2 separate regions of the Homo sapiens genome follow, and region 1 is linked to region 2. A link is an interaction called in ENCODE POLR2A ChIA-PET data of the cell type or tissue named here. Cell type or tissue: B cell. All regions are shown on one strand.

The links. ChIA-PET counts read pairs that join two places held together with the same protein. Peaks named below come from ENCODE experiments on the same cell type or tissue, not always from the same donor. Only the 100,000 strongest peaks of a DNase experiment are listed, where the experiment ranks them.
Region 1: POLR2A ChIA-PET joins it to region 2 with 5 read pairs; 4 of 35 experiments call an interaction of 5 or more read pairs at or near these places.

Annotation. Positions count from the first base shown.
Region 1 is chr4:2,439,711-2,443,710 of GRCh38, forward strand. CFAP99 (cilia and flagella associated protein 99) reads left to right here. Exons shown (of 16, transcript NM_001193282.4): 5 at 3,420-3,532. Among named protein-coding and RNA genes, the nearest start is that of CFAP99, 23 kb to the left of the region's middle. In B cell, CTCF peaks have their summits at 2,124 (motif pointing left) and 2,325; a DNase peak (open chromatin) is centred at 2,131.
Region 2 is chr4:2,509,458-2,513,457 of GRCh38, forward strand. It overlaps RNF4 (ring finger protein 4), which reads left to right. Exons shown (of 8, transcript NM_002938.5): 5 at 2,499-2,508; 6 at 2,981-3,140; 7 at 3,626-3,674. Among named protein-coding and RNA genes, the nearest start is that of FAM193A, 25 kb to the right of the region's middle. In B cell, no CTCF peak of the experiment used is centred here; a DNase peak (open chromatin) is centred at 2,464; H3K27ac peaks cover 2,978 bases.

The DNA.
Region 1 (4,000 bases), 70 kb before region 2:
GGCATTTTCTGGCAGATACCTGGAGACTGAGTTGGGGCCAGCTTCCCTGGAAACCAGAAACCAAACCCCAGAAACCAGAAACCAAACCCTGGAAACAAGAAGTCACTGGTGTCTGCTCTTCTATTACTATCTTGACATTTTTTTTTTTTTTAAGACGGGGTCTCGCTCTGTCGCCCAGGCTGGAGTGCAGTGGTGCAATCTCGGCTCACTGCAACCTCTGCCTCCTGGGTTCAAGTGATTCTCCTGCCTCAGCCTCCCAAGTAGCTGGGATTACGGCATGTGCCATCACGCCTGGCTAATTTTTGTATTTTAGTAGAGACAGGGTTTCACCATGTTGGCCAGGCTGGTCTCGAACTCCTGACCTCAGGTGATCCGCCTGCCTCGGCCTCCCAAAGTGTTGGGATTACAGGCGTGAGCCACTGCGCCCAGCTTGACATTCTTTTTTTTTTTTTTTGAGACGGAGTCTCGCTCTGTCGCCCAGGCTGGAGTGCAGTGGCAGGATCTCGGCTCACTGCAAGCTCCGCCTCCCGGGTTCACGCCATTCTCCTGCCTCAGCCTCCCAAGTAGCTGGGACTACAGGCGCCCGCCACTACGCCCGGCTAATTTTTTGTATTTTTAGTAGAGACGGGGTTTCACCGTTTTAGCCGGGATGGTCTCGATCTCCTGACCTCGTGATCCGCCCGCCTCGGCCTCCCAAAGTGCTGGGATTACAGGCGTGAGCCACCGCGCCCGGCCGACATTCTTAATAATTGCTGAACAGGCGGGGCATGGTGCCTCACGCCTGTAATCCCAAAACTTTGGGAGGCCAAAGCTGGAAGTTTGCTTGAGCCCAGGAGATCAAGACCAGCCTGGGCGACAGAGCAAAACCCCATCTCTACAAAAAAATATTTTTTTTCTTTTGAGGTGGAGTCTCACTCTGTCCCCCAGGCTGGAGTGCAGTGGCGTGATCTCCGCTCACTGCAAGCTCTGCCTCCCAGGTTCATGCCATTCTCCTGCCTCAGCCTCCCGAGTAGCTGGGACTACAGGCGCCCGCCACCACACCTGGCTAATTTTTTTTGTATTTTTAGTAGAGACAGGGTTTCACCATGTTAGCCAGGATGGTCTCGATCTCCTGACCTTGTGATCCACCCGTCTCAGACTCCCAAAGTGCTGGGATTACAGGCGTCAGCCACCGCGCCCGGCCAAAATTTTTTTTAAATTAGCCTGGCATGGTGGTGCTTACCTGTAATTCCAGCCACTCACGAAGTTGAAGCAGGAGGATCACTTGAGCCCAGGAGTTTGAGGCTGCAGTGAGCCATGATTGTGCCACTGCACTCCAGCCTGGGTGACAGAGCAAGACCCCTTCCTAAATGATAATAATAATAATAATATAATAATAATAATAATTGTTGAGGCCGGGCACAATAATCCAGCAGTTTGGGAGGCCGAAGTGGGTGTATCCCTTGAGGTCAGGAGTTTGAGACCAGCCTGACCAACACGGTGAAACCCCGTCTCTATTAAAAATAGAAAAAAATTAGCCGGTCATGGTGGCACGCGCCTATAATCCCAGCTACTCAGGAGGCTGAGGCAGGAGAATCACTTGAACCTGGGAGGCGGAGGTTGCAGTGAGCTGAGATGGCGCCATTGCACTCCAGCCTGGGCGACAGAGCGAGACTCCATCTCAAAAAAAAAAAAAAAAAAATTGTTGAACAAAGATCCATGTTTTGTCTTGCCCTGGGTCCCACAGTGGTGGAGGTGGCCCTGGATCAATCTCGGCCTGCAGAGCCCCAAAGCGCCAGCCCAGGACAGAGTGCTCAGGGGCTGCTGCAGGGACTCCCTAGGAATTTGGGGCGCTGGCCACACAGCACCGTTGGGGACAGGGTGGTGCCCCCAACACTGGTGCCTGCACACTTACCAACTCAGAGAGCCTCTGGAGGCAGATCCATGTGAATTGCCCACGTAAATCCCCAAGGGAACTGCCCAGGAGACTGCCTCCCTCCATCCCACACCCCATGCCCCGCTGGGCCATGCCTATCCCATTGGGGTCCTTCTTCCTGCCTCGGGGCTCCAGGAAGAGGCCAGCCTGGGCCTTGAAGAAGGGGAGCAAGCTACTGGGACGCCACCTTGTGGCCTCTCCAGGGAAGCCCCTGGGCCACACCTTGGGTGCTGGTACCACCATGGTCAGGAGTGGTGGGCGGTGACATGGTGTGGCTCCCAGGAGGTGGCGCTCCTCACTCTGCAGGGAGTGGCCCTGAGACACCTGTAGGGGGCTGATGGCCCCACAGCTCCAGGGAATCTGCCCGCTGGCAGAGGGGGAGTCAGACCCACCGCAAAGCCCCACCCCAACTCCAGCAGGTTCCGGGTAGGGCTGTCCCACCACACCCCAGTGAGGATGGGGGCCTCAATACAGGGCTGTGTCCTGGTGGGAGCACCCCAGCTGAGACGCTGAGTGTGGGGATGGGGTTTGGAGATGGAGGGATTGGGTGGGGGCAGGGACCAGTGCTGAGTCTGTCCCAGGGGACTCAGGAAAGCACAAAAGGTCTGCTCCCAAATGGGGGTGGCCAGAAGGAAGGTAAGTAGAGACCCCAGCCTCGGGGCAGGGAAAATGGCCCCCTTGAGGGAGGAAGCAGTAACAGCGTGCAGCTGAAATGGGAAGGGGTGGGAAAGGGGGTGGAAGCAGCTGCGGAAGGCTCTAGAGGGATCCCTGGTTTCCTCTGCATGGAGAAGAGAAGGGCGTGGAGGCCCGAGGGGAGGCTGCTGGGGAGGGTGGCCACCCTGGGGAGGCACAGCAGTGACTGCAGGCCCTGCCTGGCCGGCACACAGAAGCCGCCATCCTGCCCACCATTACCCCCGCTCAGCCCGTGCCTCCTCGGCCACCTCCCAAGTCAACTCCCTGCCCCCAAGACCACCATTCAGGATGTGCTTCTGGGGCCGTCACCATGGAGCCCCGGACCCTCGGCTCCCCATCCAACTGGCTTTCGGGAAGTTGACTGGACAAGGCCCTCCAAGCTGAGGATGTGCCGCCAGCTTCTCAGGCACCCCCTCCCCACGGCAGCCCACCCAGGGACCCCGGGGGCTGCTCCTCCCAGCTGGAAGGGGAGCCAAGGTCCAGGCCTCCAGCACCAGCATCAGAGTTCCGTGGTGACAGTCCCAGAAGCACACCCTGCGCGGTGGCCTTGGGGGCAGGGAGCTCACTGGGGGTGCTGGGGGCCTTGGGGGCAGGGAGCTCACTGGGGTGCTGGGGGCCTTGGGGGGAGCCACTGGGGGTGCTGGGGGCCTTGGGGGCAGGGAGCTCACTGGGGTGCTGGGGGCCTTGGGGGGAGCCACTGGGGGTGCTGGGGGCCTTGGGGGCAGGGAGCTCACTGGGGGTGCTGGGGACTTTGCCCGGTGAGGGGTTGGGCCCAGGGCTCCGGCCCCCTGACAGCCCCCGTCCACCCCAGTTCCTCAGGTTCTTCTTCAACCCCCTGCACCTGTGCTCATGGATCAAGGATGAGTGGAGCCTCATCTACGAGCCAGCCCACGTGAAGGAGAACTGGATCGACCCCCTGATGAGGTAGGCTGGATGGGGGGCTCTGGGGGCCCTGAATGGCATCTGCACCCCATTCCAGGTGCCTCCACGGGCACGGGAGCTCCACGTTCCCCTTCCTGCTCCCAGAAGCTCTATGAGTGTCAGTAATCACTCCGTGTTCGGATGAGATCTTCGGAGAAGCCCCAAGTCCCAGGCTGGCCCCACAGCCTCGCGGGGAGGAAAAGACGTGGTCCAACTGCCCAAGCCCCAGCCTGGGCTCCCTCCATGCCAGTCAGCTGACACGTGGCGGGTGGCTGAAGGCCATTTCAGGACTGGCTGAGTGAATGGGGCAGAGCCGGCCCTTCTGTGCTGGAGCCTACATGCTGGCTGGGGCTGCGTCAGTGGTTCTAGTCCTGTGGGGACTCTGCAGGGCCTTTGGCCTCTCTGCAGATCCCAAGAGTGCGGAGTAGGGGTGAGGGTGGAGGGAGCTGAGGAAGCCACAGATCAGTTCCT
Region 2 (4,000 bases):
TCCGCCCATCTCGGCCTCCCAAAGTGCTGAGATTCCAGGTGTGAGCCACCGCGCCCAGCCTGTGGTGTTGTTCTTATACTGAAGACTCATCTGGAAGCTGTTTTTCTCTCATTAAAAGCGGGGACAGTCAGAATTGTTACCAGTGAGGAAACACTCTGGCGACCCTGTTCTTATGCACCCCAGTAGTTGTGTGTGTATCACCTGCTGCTTGCCAGCAGCCCCTGGGCTCAGTGCTCAGGACAGGCCTCAGTTTGGTACCATCCACAGGCAAGCTGGGTATGACTCACAAGAGACCATAAAGACTCAGTACGCGCACTGTCATGGCTGGGGCACTGGGAGTGTCATACCCTTTCCAGGTGTCCACACCTAATTAGTGGGTCATCTTGGCAGAGGGTGGGGGCATGTTGGAGCTGTAGAAAGCTGGGGTCATTTCTAGCCACAGAAGAATTTGCTTTTGCTCCCAGCTAAACCCAAGGCTTTCCCCAAGGGCCAGCACTGTTACCAGAGCCTCCTTTTCTAGATTTCATGCGGACAGTACATTGTGCCGGCCCTGGTAAGTTTGGTCCTGATGGTGAGGTTGACTGATTGTCCCCAGATTTCCCTTTTCACCGTCTGCAGTCTCCTCTAAGAGGAAAGGGGAGCACGTTTCAGTGGCTCCACGTATGTGGATTATATTCTCATCCTCAAATCAAAGACCTTTATACTCAGTCCTGCATTCTTCCTGCATGGCCGTTTGTGTATGTCAGGATGCCATTTGGGAAACAAAATCCACTCTAATTATTCCTAAGCTTAGTGGATTTTAACATGGAAGGAGAAGCCTAAATCAGCAGTGTCTGGGCTGGGTCTCCAGGAATAACTCTTGACCTCGAAGCATTGACCCACCTAGGGAGCTGCTGTGTCTGCTCCATGAAGAAGGTCTGGAGGCGGCATCCACCCCCTGCACTCATATCTTTGGGTTCGTGTAGACAGTACTGCAGACCCTTTCTAGGGAGGAGAGGCCTGGGCTCAAGACATAGCAGCCTCTGCCAGAAGTGTTTCTTCAGGATGCAGCTGTGCCTGCCAGTGCCAACACCCTCAGCAGCTCAAATCGGCCTCCATCCCCTGCCCTGCCAGTAGCATGAGTGTGTCTGTTTGAGGGAACTCGGTTCACGTCTAGGATCCTGGCTGCACGGGAGTCAGAGTAGAGGATTAGAGCTTCTTGTCACTGTAGGGCAGGATGTCCTGCCCAGGGGACAGGCAGGGTGAGGTGAGCAGTAGGGCTTTGGTGGTGAGAACTTTCCTGAAACAGCCCCTCCTACGTGCTCAGCAAGAGGGAAAGGGCGTTCCACTGGCCCCCCTAGATGGGTAAGAGCACTTGGCCAGAAGGTGGGAGGAACCACGTTTGAAACTGTTGGAGCAGAAATTGTCTAGATGTAAGTTCTGAGCTGGCAGGTGAGAGGCTTGTCAGGTTCTTAGGCCCCCAGGACAGAGAATTGGATTGTGTTCAATCCTTGGTGTGTGTCACACGCATTGGTCATGCATAGCCTGCTTTTCTCTGTTAGTTACTTGTAACAACCTACTGAGCAATGCAAATCCTCCTCCACATGAAGGCTCCACCTTGGCAGTGGCCTACATTGGTCGCGTCAGCTTGAGAGAGCATCATGCCCCTAGTGCTGTCTAAATGTTCACTGCCTCACGTAACCCTCACAACAGCACAGTCAGATGTGGGCTCTGGTGACTCTGCTTCAGAAGAGAAAGCTGCAGCCCCCAGATAGTAAGTAAGGTCCCCAGGTCTTGCAGTCAGCACATGGTGTGGCTGTGGCAGCCCCCAGATAGTAAGGAAGGTCCCCAGGTCTTGCAGTCAGCACATGGTGTGGCTGTGGCAGCCCCCAGATAGTAAGGAAGGTCCCCAGGTCTTGCAGTCAGCACATGGTGTGGCTGTGGCAGCCCCCAGATAGTAAGGAAGGTCCCCAGGTCTTGCAGTCAGCACATGGTGTGGCTGTGGCAGCCCCCAGATAGTAAGGAAGGTCCCCAGGTCTTGCAGTCAGCACATGGTGTGGCTGTGGCAGCCCCCAGATAGTAAGGAAGGTCCCCAGGTCTTGCAGTCAGCACATGGTGTGGCTGTGGCAGCCCCCAGATAGTAAGGAAGGTCCCCAGGTCTTGCAGTCAGCACATGGTGTGGCTGTGGCAGCCCCCAGATAGTAAGGAAGGTCCCCAGGTCTTGCAGTCAGCACATGGTGTGGCTGTGGCTGTGTTCACGCTCCAGGAGACTCCACTAAACACCCAGCAGGGAGAGACACAGCACATCAGCTGGGAGGTGGAGTGACTTGGGAAGTGGGCTTGACTGACTGGGAGAGGTGCACAGATCCTCTGTGGGTGGGAGGAGGGTGGGGCCTCTGCTGCTCACCAGAGGGTTCCACAGAGGGTGTCACACGTCAGAAAAAAGAAATGGCTTCGTTTATCACTTATATCAAACTGATTGCTTCTTTCTCTTTTGTTTTTCTCCTTCTGTTTACAAGATTGTTGACGGTGAGTGGTTTCGTTTCCTTTTTCACTGGGTTTGGAGAGGAAACTGGCATAGGTGAGAGCCGCGGTGCTGCAGGTCTTGCCAGACCATCCCCAAGGGCTTGGAGCGCTCCAAGCAGGAAGATGCCTTCGCAGATGCTGTGGTCAGACCCACACAGCCAGTCCCCCTTGTGCCTGCTGAAGAAACTTCACCACTATCATTGAGCACTGAGCTATAGTCCTTTCTTGTGGCCTACCAGATTTTGGAGAAGGCTGGTAGCTCACAGCAGGGGTTGGGGGGTTTCTCCTGGGAAGATAAGATAGTGGCCTCCAGAGCTGGGCAGAACCTTCTGGGTTATAGCTGAGCATGGCAGCAGTTTGTCTCTGGGGGTCCCAGGCAGGGAAGGAAGAGGGTCTTAAGAGGCGTCAGGATGGGAGTGGTGAGGATGGTAAGAGTAGAGAGCCTCCAACCTGAAAATGTGACCTCTTACCTTAGAAAGAAGAAGACCAAGGAGGAATGCTAGGAGGCTGCCCCAGGACCATGCTGACAGCTGTGTGGTGAGCAGTGACGATGAGGAGTTGTCCAGGGACAGAGACGTATATGTGACTACCCATACTCCCAGAAACGCCAGGGATGAGGGCGCTACAGGCCTCAGGTACCAACGTGCCCCCAGCTCTGCTGCCGCCATGCTAGGATGTGGGGCCAGGGCATGGGAATACTTTTCAGCAAATCTGTGAGCCCTTGGCCCTGGAAGGGCTTGCCCAAGCCTCTACCCAGCATCTGGATACAGTTGGAACTGGGTCCAGAACTGAGTCCAGCTATTCCCACTGTAACCAGAGGATGCCAAGCGCTGACACAGTGTGTGCAGACAGTCCCAGTGGCCCCAGACAGGGATCCTGGGGCTGGTAGGGGCCTGGGGGAGGGCAGGGTGACTCAGGTTGTGTGCACCTTCTCATGTTCACCCTCCCACATGCCCTTGGGGCAGTTGGCTTTCCTGAAAGTCTCTCGGATGCCCGCGCTAAGGCAGAGTCAGGAGGCCAGGGACGGGACTCTTGTAGGGGATAGGGGCCACTCACGTGACAGGGTATAATAAAATGTTTGCGTTGACTGAGAAACTAACGTGAAGCACTGTGCTCTTAGGCCCTCAGGTACTGTCAGTTGTCCCATCTGCATGGACGGATACTCAGAGGTAAGTAAACCAAGCTGTATCTTCCAGGCTTCTGGTTTCTAAACTTCACTGAAAGAATTGGATGAGACAGGATCTTCCCCCTCGGTGGGATTGGACACCCCTACTCACAGTCATGCCTGGGCCGTCACTTATTGCAGATCTGCCTGTGAGGGGAGAATGTGCCAGTTTCTCCTTGGACCCTACAACTTTCACCTTCAGCCCCTATACTCCTGTATGCCCTGAGCTTCCGGGTGCAAATGCGTCCTCCTTTTTTGTGCCCCATCCTGGCTCTAACTGAAAGCTGCTAGTGTTTACTGGGGTCCCTCATAACCCTCTTGGGCTGTCAC